Linked DNA regions of Homo sapiens: regions 1 and 2 are each linked to region 3. A link is a contact called in ENCODE Hi-C or POLR2A ChIA-PET data. All regions are on one chromosome and are shown on one strand. Each heading gives the region's core, a stretch centred on a gene start or an enhancer-like site at or near the end of the contact. The rest is flanking DNA. Distances are from core to core; before and after follow the strand shown.

The links. A loop is a pair of places that touch in the nucleus more often than their neighbours do. ChIA-PET counts read pairs that join two places held with the same protein, here RNA polymerase II (POLR2A). Pooled maps may share reads with other maps.
Region 1: a loop to region 3 is called in a pooled map, with 5 times the contacts of the local background. The contact joins two enhancer-like sites. A Hi-C loop is called at or near these places in 5 of 50 pooled maps. POLR2A ChIA-PET finds 5 or more read pairs at or near these places in 3 of 52 experiments (AG04450, WTC11 and naive thymus-derived CD4-positive, alpha-beta T cell).
Region 2: a loop to region 3 is called in a pooled map, with 8 times the contacts of the local background. The contact joins two enhancer-like sites. A Hi-C loop is called at or near these places in 5 of 37 single-sample maps with no recorded cell type and 4 of 50 pooled maps. POLR2A ChIA-PET finds 5 or more read pairs at or near these places in 3 of 52 experiments (activated B cell, activated CD8-positive, alpha-beta memory T cell and naive thymus-derived CD4-positive, alpha-beta T cell).

What each region holds. Positions count from the first base shown.
Region 1 is chr7:5,629,009-5,632,781 of GRCh38, reverse strand. The region is part of intron 15 of RNF216 (ring finger protein 216); the gene reads left to right. Among named protein-coding and RNA genes, the nearest start is that of FSCN1, 38 kb to the right of the region's middle. RefSeq lists an enhancer at 1-495. Within about 2 kb of position 2,006, at least 6 of the 41 ENCODE cell types and tissues checked have a DNase peak (open chromatin) inside an H3K27ac peak, as active enhancers do.
Region 2 is chr7:5,216,943-5,220,725 of GRCh38, reverse strand. It overlaps WIPI2 (WD repeat domain, phosphoinositide interacting 2), which reads right to left. Exons shown (of 13, transcript NM_015610.4): 6 at 3,539-3,636; 7 at 2,712-2,804. Among named protein-coding and RNA genes, the nearest start is that of WIPI2, 29 kb to the right of the region's middle. RefSeq lists enhancers at 1,568-2,277, 2,288-2,367, 1,226-2,425. Within about 2 kb of position 1,250, at least 9 of the 41 ENCODE cell types and tissues checked have a DNase peak (open chromatin) inside an H3K27ac peak, as active enhancers do.
Region 3 is chr7:5,395,844-5,399,365 of GRCh38, reverse strand. All of the region lies in intron 2 of TNRC18 (trinucleotide repeat containing 18), which reads left to right. Among named protein-coding and RNA genes, the nearest start is that of TNRC18-AS1, 22 kb to the left of the region's middle. RefSeq lists an enhancer at 1,365-1,734. Within about 2 kb of position 2,050, at least 37 of the 41 ENCODE cell types and tissues checked have a DNase peak (open chromatin) inside an H3K27ac peak, as active enhancers do.

The sequences.
Region 1 (3,773 bases), core at 757-3,256, 230 kb before region 3:
TTTGGAGATGGAGTTTTGCTCTTGTCGCCCAGGCTGGAATGCAGTCGCGTGATCTTGGCTCACTGCAACCTGTGCCTCCCGGGTTCAAGCGATTCTGCTGCCTCAGCCTCCCAAGTAGCTGGAATTACAGGCACCCACCACCACGCCTGGCTAATTTTTGTATTTTTAGTAGAGATGGGGTTTCGCCATGTTGGCCAGGCTGGTCTCGAACCCCTGACATCAGGTGATTGGAGGGCTAACTTCTACCCTGGCCTGACACATCATTACGCTTGTTCTTTTGAGCCCTTGCTGATCCAGGGACACCTTGGTCGCTGATCAGCATCCACTCCCTCTCACCTCAGCCTGGCCTTGCTCATCAGAAAGGAGCTGTGCTGAGAATTCATTTGAAAGTTTTCACTGGGATTAGGAGGGGCCAGAAGGAGAGCAGAGACAGAACTCATTCAGGCCAGCTGGGTCCTTCTTAAGGCCTGTGCCAGAAACCAAGGATGAGGCACAGAGACTGCAGCCCTCGAGGGGATGCACCATGGTCTGTCATGGATCTGTGGCAGCGAGTAAAGATGCAGCCAGCAGCCCCTCCTGCCCCCACTGGCCAGGGCAAATGGCATGAACAGGAACTCAGATCTCAAATAGGTTCAGGTGAACCTCTATAGACCGCTGTCCAGGGTGAGCCCAGCAACCCAGCCTGAGCCATGCAGAGTTGAGAACTGCCGGCCATCCTTGGAACCTACAAGTCCAGACCTCCTGCCCTGGCCTCAGCACACTGCCCACCTTGGTGGTCCAGCCACTCTCTGCATCTTCTGAGCCTCAGGGTCCTCTTATGAAATCCTTGCCAGCCTCCCGTGGCGTGGAGAAGGGGGTGTGAGCTAAGCAATCCGTACAAGGCAGCAGGACCTCGTGGGGGCAGAGCGTGACCTTCTACAATGGAATCTGAGTGGGCTTGACAGTGAAGTGTGGATATAAAAGCAGCCAATGGAAAAGATATCAGAATGTTCCCAGGATTGATCTCTGGTGAGGAATTACGGCTGATTTTAGCTGTGTTGTTTTGTTCAATGTTTCCCAAGATTGTTTTAATCAATATGTATAAGGAAAAGAAATAATGGCATTTTTTTTTTTATGTTGATGAGAACCAAATCCCTGAGTTTTTTGTGACGAGAAGAGGCCAGAAAGAGAAAATGTCATGGGACCCCCATGGGATTCAAGTAACTTGGTAGTGTCAGGAGAAAACATGTCAGGCAAGGAAATCTTGAAGCATTCGCTTCTGCCTTTGAGATGGACCAAAACCAGTGAGCTGAGAACAGCACCTGGTCAGAGGCCACTGGAGACCAGTGACCCAGGGAGGCACTACAGCCTCTCACCTCAGTGCTGGGCCCCCATGTGCAGCTTAGATTTCTGGCTCAAGAGATGAGGGTTATGAGCTTTCCCAAGCTCCCCACTCCCACTCTGGGCAAGAGGAATCTACTGGCTTTCATCCCAAAGGACAAGTGCCAGGGACCAGAGGCCGACAAGTGGGCTGTTTCAGGGGATGGCACATGCACTTCTGGGTAAGCTGAGCCTGAGAAAAGGAGGATTGTTCCCTAAAAATTTCCAAAACACAGCCCCTTGCTCTGCGTTTTGGCTGTTTGTTTCCTTGAGTAGAAGTGTTTTGTTTTGTTTTGTCCTGTTACGTCTTGTAAGGGGAGAAAGGAGGTTTCAGAATTCTGCTCTTCTCAGAAGGAACCCTCTTGTGTTTCTGCACTCTTTATAGAATAAAGCACACCTTAGAACAGTTGCCTCTGACACACGCTCCCAGCCCGACAGCAGTGTTCTCAGGCCCCCAGTCAGGTTTGCCAGAAGTTCCGATTCAGAAACCTGAGGGGTTATGTGGTTAACAGCTCAGGCTTTGAGACGAGATTGCCTGGGTCACAACCTCGCTGTGCCAGGGTTTCCTCATCTGCAGCGTGGCAATCAGTTCATAGTGCCTGACTCAGGGAGCTGTGGTGAAACTGAGGTCCATGTGAGGTGTGTAGACAGGGGCTGGTGCATAGTAATCTCTCAGTGCATGTTAACTACTGTTGTTGTCACTGTGCTTGGCGCTTTATAAGAGTGATCAGACCAGGTGCAGTGGCTCACACCTGTAATCCCTGCACTTTGGGAGGCGGAGGTGGGAGGATGGCTTGAGGCCAGGAGTTTGAGACCTGCCTGGACAACACAGTGAGAACTCCCCCTCCACCACCATCTCTATAAGAAAAATTAAAAATTAGCTGGGCATGGTGATACACACCTGTAGTCCCACCTACTCGGGGAGCCTAAGGTGAGAAGATCACTTGAGCCCAGGAGTTCAAGGCTGCAGTGAGCTATAATCACGCCATTTTACTCCACCCTGGGCTGAGCAAGACCCTGTCTAGAGGGAAAAAAAAAGGTACGAGATGATTGGCTTCTCACCCTAACCTGTTTTGGAAAGGAGTGGGTTCCAGGTTAGGTAGTGGGGGTAGAGCTGCATATGCACTCAAGCCAGGTCTGGAGCCCCAGAGTTGTAGTTCTTCCCGTGACGCCAGCAGCCTCTCTTGAAGAAGCCAGCACTGCTTTAAAATGAGTTCACCCTGCCATCCAGGCAGCTCTACCACCAGGGTTTCCTGTTTGTGACTCAGCCCCGAGACAGCAGGACAGTTGTGCTGTGATCCAGCTCAGCCCCTGGCTCCTCCTCATCCTCTTTCCTTCTATTTTTCCCCTCTCCCAGCAGCCTAGGTGTGTCCTAGATTTGTAGCGTGGCCTTTTTCCAAGTGTCCTCTTCACAGGATGGTGATGCTCATATGCCTGGAATGTTTCCTGAGGGACTTGACTCCAGAATGGACTCAATACCCCATCTGTCACTTATCCCAAGTCCAAGAAGTATCTTATGAGGGACTAGGCCTCATGTTTAACCTCAAAATCAATCCTAAACCCTCCCTCCCTCTTTTTTTTTTTTTTTTTTTTTTTGAGACAGAGTCTTGCTCTGTTGCCCAGGCTGGAGTGCAGTGGCACCATCTCGGCTAACTGCAGCCTCTGCCTCCCAGATTCAAGTGATTCTCCTGCCTCAGCCTCCCGAGTAGTTGAGATTACAGACGCCTGCCACTGCACCTAGCTAATTTTTGTATTTTTAGTAGAGATGAGGTTTCACCATATTGGCCAGGCCTGTCTCAAACTCCTGACGTCGTGATCCGCCCGCCTCGGCCTCCCAAAGTGCTGGGATTACAGGCGCAAGACGCCGCTTCTGGCCCCTCCCTCTTTTTAATTGTGGTGAAGCATAAGATAAAATTTGCCATTTTTAAGTTTACAATTCAGTTATCTTCACTTTTTTTTTTCTGAGACAGGATCTTCCCCTGTTGTGCCAGTACAATGGCACAATCATAGCTCACTGCAGCCTCAACCTCCTTGGGCTCTAGTGATCCTCCCACCTCAGCCCCACAAATAGCCCCCCAGTAGCCACACCTGGCTAATTTTTAAAATTTTGTAGAGCTGGGTTCTCACTGTGTTGCCCTTGCTGGTCTGAAAATCCTGGCCTCAAGCGATCCTGCTGCCTCAGCCTCCCAAAGCACTGGAATTGTCTTCACTTTTTTTTTTTTTTTTTTGAGACAGAGTCTTGCTCTGTCACCCAAGCTGGAGTGCAGTGGCGCCATCTCTGCTCATTGCAATCTCCACCTGCAGCTTCAAGCAATTCTGCCTCAGCTTCCAGAGTAGCTGGGATTACAGGCACACGCCACCACACCTGGCTAATTTTTTGTATTTTTAGTAGAGATGGGGTTTCACCGTGTTAG
Region 2 (3,783 bases), core at 1-2,500, 180 kb after region 3:
GACAGGAGAAACACTAGAGTCCAGGAGTTCAAGACCAGCCTGGGCAACATAACAAGACCCCACCTCTACAAAAAACAAAAAAATCAGCTAAGCCTGATGATTCGTTCCTGTTGTCCCAGGAGTGGAAGCTGCAGTGAGCCATGATCATGCCACTGCACTATCTCTGTGTTTGTAAATAGTAAAAAGTGGCTGGGCGTGGTGGCTCACTCCTGTAATCCCAGCACTTTGGGAGGCCAAGGCGGGTGGATCACGAGGTCAGGAGTTCACGACCAGCCTGGCCAACGTGGTTAAACCCCATCTACTCAAAATACAAAAATTAGCTGGGTGTGGTGGCGCGCGCTTGTAATCTCAGCTACTCAGGAGGCTGCGGCAGGAGAACTGCTTGAACCTGGGAGGCAGAGGTTGTGGTGAGCTGAGATCATACCACACTGCACTCCAGCCTGGGGGACAGAACAAGACTCCGTTTCAAAAAAAAAAAAAAAGCAAAAAGCAGCAGATGACCTAAGTGTAGAACACCAAGGAACTGTTTACATAAATTATGGTAAACTCATACAATGGGATAGTATACAGCTATTAGAAATCAGAATATAGGCCAGGCACAGTGGCTCACTCCTGTAATTCTAGCACTTTGGGAGGCTGAGGTTTGTAGATCGCTTGAGCTCAGGAGTTTGAAACCAGCCTGGCCAACAGGGTGAAACCCCATCTCTACAAAAAGTACAACAATTAGCCGGGCGTGGTGGCAGGTGCCTGTAGTCCCAGCTACTTGGGAGGCTGAAGTAGGAAGATCACTTAAGCCTGGGAGATGGAGGTTGCATAGAGCAGAGATTGTGCCACTGCACTCCAGCCTGGGTGACAGAGCAAGCATGACCCTGTCTCAAAAAAAAAAAAAACTGGTACTTGAGAACACTTGGTTCTCTCTGGATGGAGGGACACAAACTGAGCTTGTAACATTGAGAATTAGAGAATGAACTATTTTCTGCATCCATATACAAAAATAACCACGGCAAAGGTTTTGTCCTCTGCAGCCTAAACTTTCAGATGAGACATAATTTTGTGGCGCACGTCTACCGTGCAATACTAATTAATTAAGAGTTGTTTTGTTGCCACATGACCGCAAGATTCTTGAAAGCAGGATTAAGTCACAGGCCTCAGGGGGCCTCAGCACCTGGGACAGAGCGGGGCTGGGAAGGCCTTGCTGCTCTCACTCCACAGATGAGAGCATTCCATGTACAAGCAATCAAGGTTCCTCTTTATAGTCCAGAAAAAAAAAAATCTATTTTTATGGGCCTTAAAATTCCATCAAGTACTTTTGGGCCTTTATAAGAGCTACTAAAGAAACATTAACAGTGAGACTTTGATTAGTCAAAGGGTAACAGAATTTCAGGGCCATTTCAAAGGGAAAAGAAAAGGACAAGGTGCTATTGGGATAGTCTAGCATAATTAGAATCAAAGTCAGACTTGGAGTCTGACCCCTCTGTTGCTGCCCAGTTGGGCGGCCCCGGGCACACCGCTTAACCTTTCTGAGCCCTTGCTATGAAACAGAGAACTGTTTACCTTGCTGAGGGGAAACAAATGAGGTAATGAAGATAAAAGATCCAGGATAATTCACGACCCAGAAGTGACCCATAAGCGGTGACATCATTATTACAGAACTCGGGTGTGAGACTGAAGAACAAAGGCCCAGGCAGGAAAGCTAAGGAAGTGAGCCGACGTTTTATTGTATCTTCTCTGGTCAATAGTTTGAGGGGAGAGATGGCTTGAAAGGGGAGGCTATTTTAGGATTTCAATGAGAAGCAAAATCATATCCAAATCAAAGTAAAGGTCATCGGTGGCCAATGAAGAGCGGAGAAAACGGAGGCGGGAGAACAGACGCGACCTCAAGACAGAAGAATGGAAGACGCAACTTTCAAGAAAAGAGGAACTGAAACGAAAAGAGAGGCACAGTCCAAATGAGGAAGAGAACAAGGAGCCTTCAGTCTCCTGGGGGCCAGGGAGCCTCGCCACGCGGTCACAGGTACACGGGGACATTTAGAGGCCATCTCCTTTAAAGCCAGACATTCTTCTTACTGGAATCTCTTGAATTCATAGTTAGAAATACATATAAAACATTGATACATGACTTAAATACACTACTACCTACGGCAGCAACATATTAGAAACAAAGTCCCAAAAGGGTGATGTTGACATGAATCACAACTAAATACTGCGCGGCCATTACAAGTGTTTTTGAACTTAGACAAATGTCATGCAGAGTGAAAAAGGATAAATTATACCCATAGTAGGATCCCAATTTTGTTGACTAAAGAGAAAATGAAATACACTGAAATGTGTTCAGACTGGCTGGATAGAATTCTGTCTTTGCTTTTTCACATTTCATCACTGTCTGGGTTCTTTACTGTTATGTGGTAGTTTCATCATTTAGAAACACACTGGGTGAGCGGTGTGGTTACACACGGCACTTCTGTCTCCTCTGGACATTTCTGTATTTTCTACTACAAATGTGGACCAGCTCTCCCGTCCCAGTGGCACACTGCAAGCTCCGCTCACTCTCGGGCAGTACACGCCTGTGGCCTGACAAGTGGGTGGCTGTCTTTGCTTCTCCCGGAGCTGGTAAGTATAGGACCTTGCCTCTAAGGTGGCTGTGTGAACAGAACTGAAAAAGTCTGTGGACGCCTTGGCACCAGTGCTCCCCCGGGGAAAAGCAGACTCACCTTCTCCGAAGCCGTGGCAAGTTTAGTTCCACTTGCGTCAAAGGCCAGTGCCGCTAAAGGACTGTCGTGAGCCGGAATCATGTTTGCAGCTCTCTGAAAAAGGGACACCAATAAAGAGTGGCCACCGCACAGTGACCGCCCACGCCCCAGGGCTGACACTTGGTCCGCAAGTGCCAATTAGCTGTTCCTAAAACACCATTACGGTCCAAACAAATGCCAAACCCACTTGATTTACTGGGGCTGGGCATCCAAGGAAATGCTGCTCCAACTTTAGAAAAAGCAAAGCAATTTATCCCTAAGGTTTTCTATGTTCCTTCAAACATTCCCGTGGCGAGGAGCTCAGCACTGCTCTGAACGCCGCAGCAGATCCAGAAGCAGAATGAGCCAGACCTACTCTGCTACTGAGAAGAGAGCAGTGGGGCTGGGCGCGGGGCACCCGCCTGTAGTCCCAGCACTTTAGGGGGCCGAGGCGGGAGGATGGCTTAAGGCCAGGAGTTTGAGGCCAGCCTGGGCAACCCAGCAAGACTCCATCTCTACAAAAATAAAAAATTAGCTGGGTGTGGTGTTGCATGACTGTAACTCCTCGGGAGGCTGAGGCAGGAGGATCAATTGAGCCCAGGAGGTTGAGGCTGCAGTGAGCTAGGACTGCACCACTGCACTCCAGCATGGGCGACAGAGCCAGACCCTGTCTCAAAAACAAACAAACAAACAAAAAAGTGCAGCGGTTGTATTGCTGAGCCAAGTCAGGATGCCAGGGACACCACAGTGCTCCTCTTCAGGAAAAAGCCACACTTTAGAGAGCTATTCGAGCAGGAAAGGCATCTCACCAAATTAATGGTATCGAAGACCTGCACCTCTCCGATGGTCGCGCTCCCTGGGTACGCCAAGTAGCAGTTGTCGTTGTTGATTGACAGCGCACACAGGCCTGCAAATGACACACGGAGGACGAGATGCAAACTTCCACCTGAGAGTTCCTTCTTGGATGTCAGACATAATTCAGCATTCATTTAACAGAGCATTAGGAACAAATAATAGCTTGGATACAATCTTGTTTGCTGTGTTAGGAAAGTTC
Region 3 (3,522 bases), core at 801-3,300:
GGTGAGTAGGCGGCAGCCAGTTACTTGATTTGGGGAGCCAGGTCTTGAGCTCAGCCTAGGGCGAGAGGCAGGGAGACCCCCATACCGCAGGTTGGTATGAGGGATTCCAGTCAAGTCTTTCGAGAGGCCAGTGAGCTCTGGGCCTAACTCAGTGCCCCCTGGCACCCTGAGGCTTGCATCCTTCTTGGTGAAACGGGGGGATGGCAACTGCTCGGTCCTTGGGTGTGGGTGTGAGCAGTGGGTGGGGCAGGGGGGCACTGTGGGGGCTTGGAGTATAGTCTAGAGATGGAAGGAGACCAGGCAGGATGGCCTGGCATGGGCTGTGCTTCTTCGGGGTTTATTTTAGAGCCTCTTTTGTGAGTTGCGGGATGCCTTGATCCTCTCCTCACCCTAATGTGTATCTCTTTGCGTTGGCCCTGGGAACATTGGAAATCACATTTATGGCTGGACAGGGTGGCTCATGCCTGTAATCCCAGCACTTTGGGAGGCCAAGGCAGGAGGATCGCACGAGGCCAGGAGTTTGAGACCAGCCTGGGCAACATAGTAAGACCCCATCTCTACAAAAAAGAGAAAGAAAAAAATTAGTGGGGTGTGATGGTGTGTGCCTGTGGTCCCTGCTACCCAGGAGGCTGAGGCTGGAGGATTGATTGAGCTCAGGAGTTGGAGGCTGTAGTGAGCTATGATTGAGCCACTGCACTACAGCCTGGGTGAACAGAGAGAGACCCTGTCTTTAAAAAAAAGAAAAGAGGCCGGGCACGGTGGCTCATGCCTGTAATCCCAGCACTTTGGGAGGCCAAGGCAGGAGGATTGCTTGAGGCCTGCAGTTTGAGACCAGCCTGGGCAACATCGCAAGACCTCATCTCTGCAAAAAAGAAAAAGAAAAAAATTAGCTGGGTGGCCAGGCACGGTGGCTCACGCCTGTAATCCCAGCACTTTGGGAGGATGAGGCGGGTGGATCACCTGAGGTTGGGAGTTCGAGACCAGCCTGACCAACATTGAGAAACCTCATCTTTACTAAAAATACAAAATTAGCCAGGCGTCGTGGGGTATACCTGTAATCCCAGCTACTTGGGAGGCTGAGGCAGGAGAAACACTTGAACCCGGGTGGCGGAAGGTGCGGTGAGCCGAGATCGCGCCATTGCACTCCACCCTGGGCAACAAGAGCGAAACTCCCATCTCAAAAAAAAAAAAATTTTTTTTTGCTGGGCCTGATGATGTGTGCCTGTGGTCCCAGCTACCCAAGAGGCTGAGGCTGGAGGATTGATTGAGCTCAGGAGTTGGAGGCTGCAGCGAGCTATGATCGAGCCACTGCACTGCAGCCTGGGTGAATTGAACAGAGTGAGACCCTGTCTCTAAAAAAAGAAACAACACTCGTGCAATTGGGTAATCCCAAATAGAAGTATGTCCTGGGTGGCAGGTCACAGGTGGCAGGTTCCAGCCACTGTGATATGGCAGGAAGTAAGGAAGATAGTCCCCGCCCTCAAGGAGGGAACTGTCTCTCGGGGAAGACAGAGGCATGAAATCCACAAGGAGGCTGGCAGATCTGTTTCCGAGGGGTTGTGGGTGGTCACAGGTCACTTGGGGCCTGCTTGGGTCGTGTGGCTGTTGGAGGCTTCTCTGGGGCCCAGGGAGACCCGAGGTGGGAGTGAAGGAGGAGCATTCTAGGAGGCCTGGGAGTTCGTGCCTGACGGGCCAGGCGGGAAAGGGGCAGGCTCCTGACGTGACCAGGGAGAAGTTTGTTTGTTCTGGAGAGTGAGGTGAGGGGGGTGGCACGCTGGCCTCATCGCCATAGCTGAGTGGGGATTGTGTGTCCATTTTACAGAGTGGCAGACTGAGGCACTGAGAACGGCACTGCCTTGCTGGGGATGCTGGGGGTTCCCGGCTGCCCCGCCCAGCCTGGGAGGAGGGGCTTTGGGTGCCATTGAGCCCTGTGGTGGGCAGGAGCCGTTGGCTGGCATCCGGGCCTGGGTGCTGCTGGGCGGGTTTCACAAGCCCGGGCAGGGGCCGGCCTGGGCCATTAGGCTTCCGTGCAGCCTGCGGCAGGAAGAGCTGGCGGCTGATGTAAGCTCTTGCGCAAACCCTGGCTGCTGGCTTCCGGAGCCTTCTACCCACCCGCCTGCCACAGCAAGGCGGAAGCCCGGGGCTCAGCAGGGCTTGGAGGCCCTGCTGCCCCGGCTTGGGCCGCATGGATGAACTGACTGGCCACCGAGGCCCCGGGGCCCGAGGGCTTGGCGCTGGAGTCCGGTGAGGGGGCTGGGCCTGGCTGGACTGGAGTGTTGGGGGCCGGACACGGGGTGGTGGTGATGGCGTGTGGCCCGAGGGCACCCCTTGCTGCTCTGCCCACTCCTGTCTTTGGGGCCCAAGGTGGAGGCCCTGCCCTTCTTTGCCTCAGTTTCCCCACATGTACCCCAAAGAAGATGGGTTGGATATTCTGGGATCCTGTGCCCCTGGGAGGCGGTCAGTGAGCACTTGTATACAGGCCCTTTATTGGGGAGAAGGGAGGCACTGGGGACTCAGAGGCTGGACTGGGATCTGTGAGCTCCCACAGGCTGGACCGGGGCCATCTAGGAGCCCACATCTCCTGCAAAGCCACATAACTTATCCATGCCCCCTGTAAACAGTGCTCACAACACAGGGCCTTAAAGGAGGTAGCTCTAGGGTACACACGGAATCCCTCCGCTGGGGGCTGGCCAGTGGTAGCACCCAGCTGGAGGTGCTTTGCTGCCACCTCCTGAGGGTGTTGCTGGGAGGATTTGAAATCAGCTGCACGGTGCCTGGTGCATTCCAGCTTTTAGCGAATGGGTGCCATGGCTGGTTATTGTTATTATTTATATTTTGAGTCCAGGTCTTGTTCTGTCGCCTGGATTGGAGTGCAGTGTTGTAATTGCAGTCACAGCTCACTGCAGTCTCCCAGCTCCTGGGCTCAACCCATCCTCTCGCCTCAGCCTCCAGAGACTATAGGCGAGAGCCACCTTGCCCGGCCTGTTGTCATTATTTATCATTATATTGTTTTTTTTTGAGACGGAGTCTCACTCTGTTGCCCAGGCGGGAGTGCAGTGGCACGATCTCAGCTCACTGCAACCTCCACCTCCTGGGTTCAAGTGATTCTCCTGCCTCAGCCTCCCGAGTAGCTAAAATTACAGGTGCCTGCCACCACGCCCAGCTAATTTTTTGCATTTTTTTTTTTTTTTTTTTGAGACAGAGTCTCTCTCTGTCGCCCAGGCTGGAGTGCAGTGGAGCGATCTCGGCTCACTGCAACCTCCGCCTCCGGGCTTCAAGTGATTCTCCTGCCTCAGCCTCCCGAGTAGCTAAAATTACAGGTGCCCGCCACCACGCCCAGCTAATTTTTAGCATTTTTTTTTTTTTTTTGAGACGGAGTCTCTCTCTGTCGCCCAGGCTGGAGTGCAGTGGAGCGATCTCAGCTCACTGCAACCTCCGCCTCCCAGCTTCAAGCGATTCTCCTGCCTCAGCCTCCCGTGTAGCTGGGACTACAGGTGCCCGCCACCACATCCAGCTAATTTT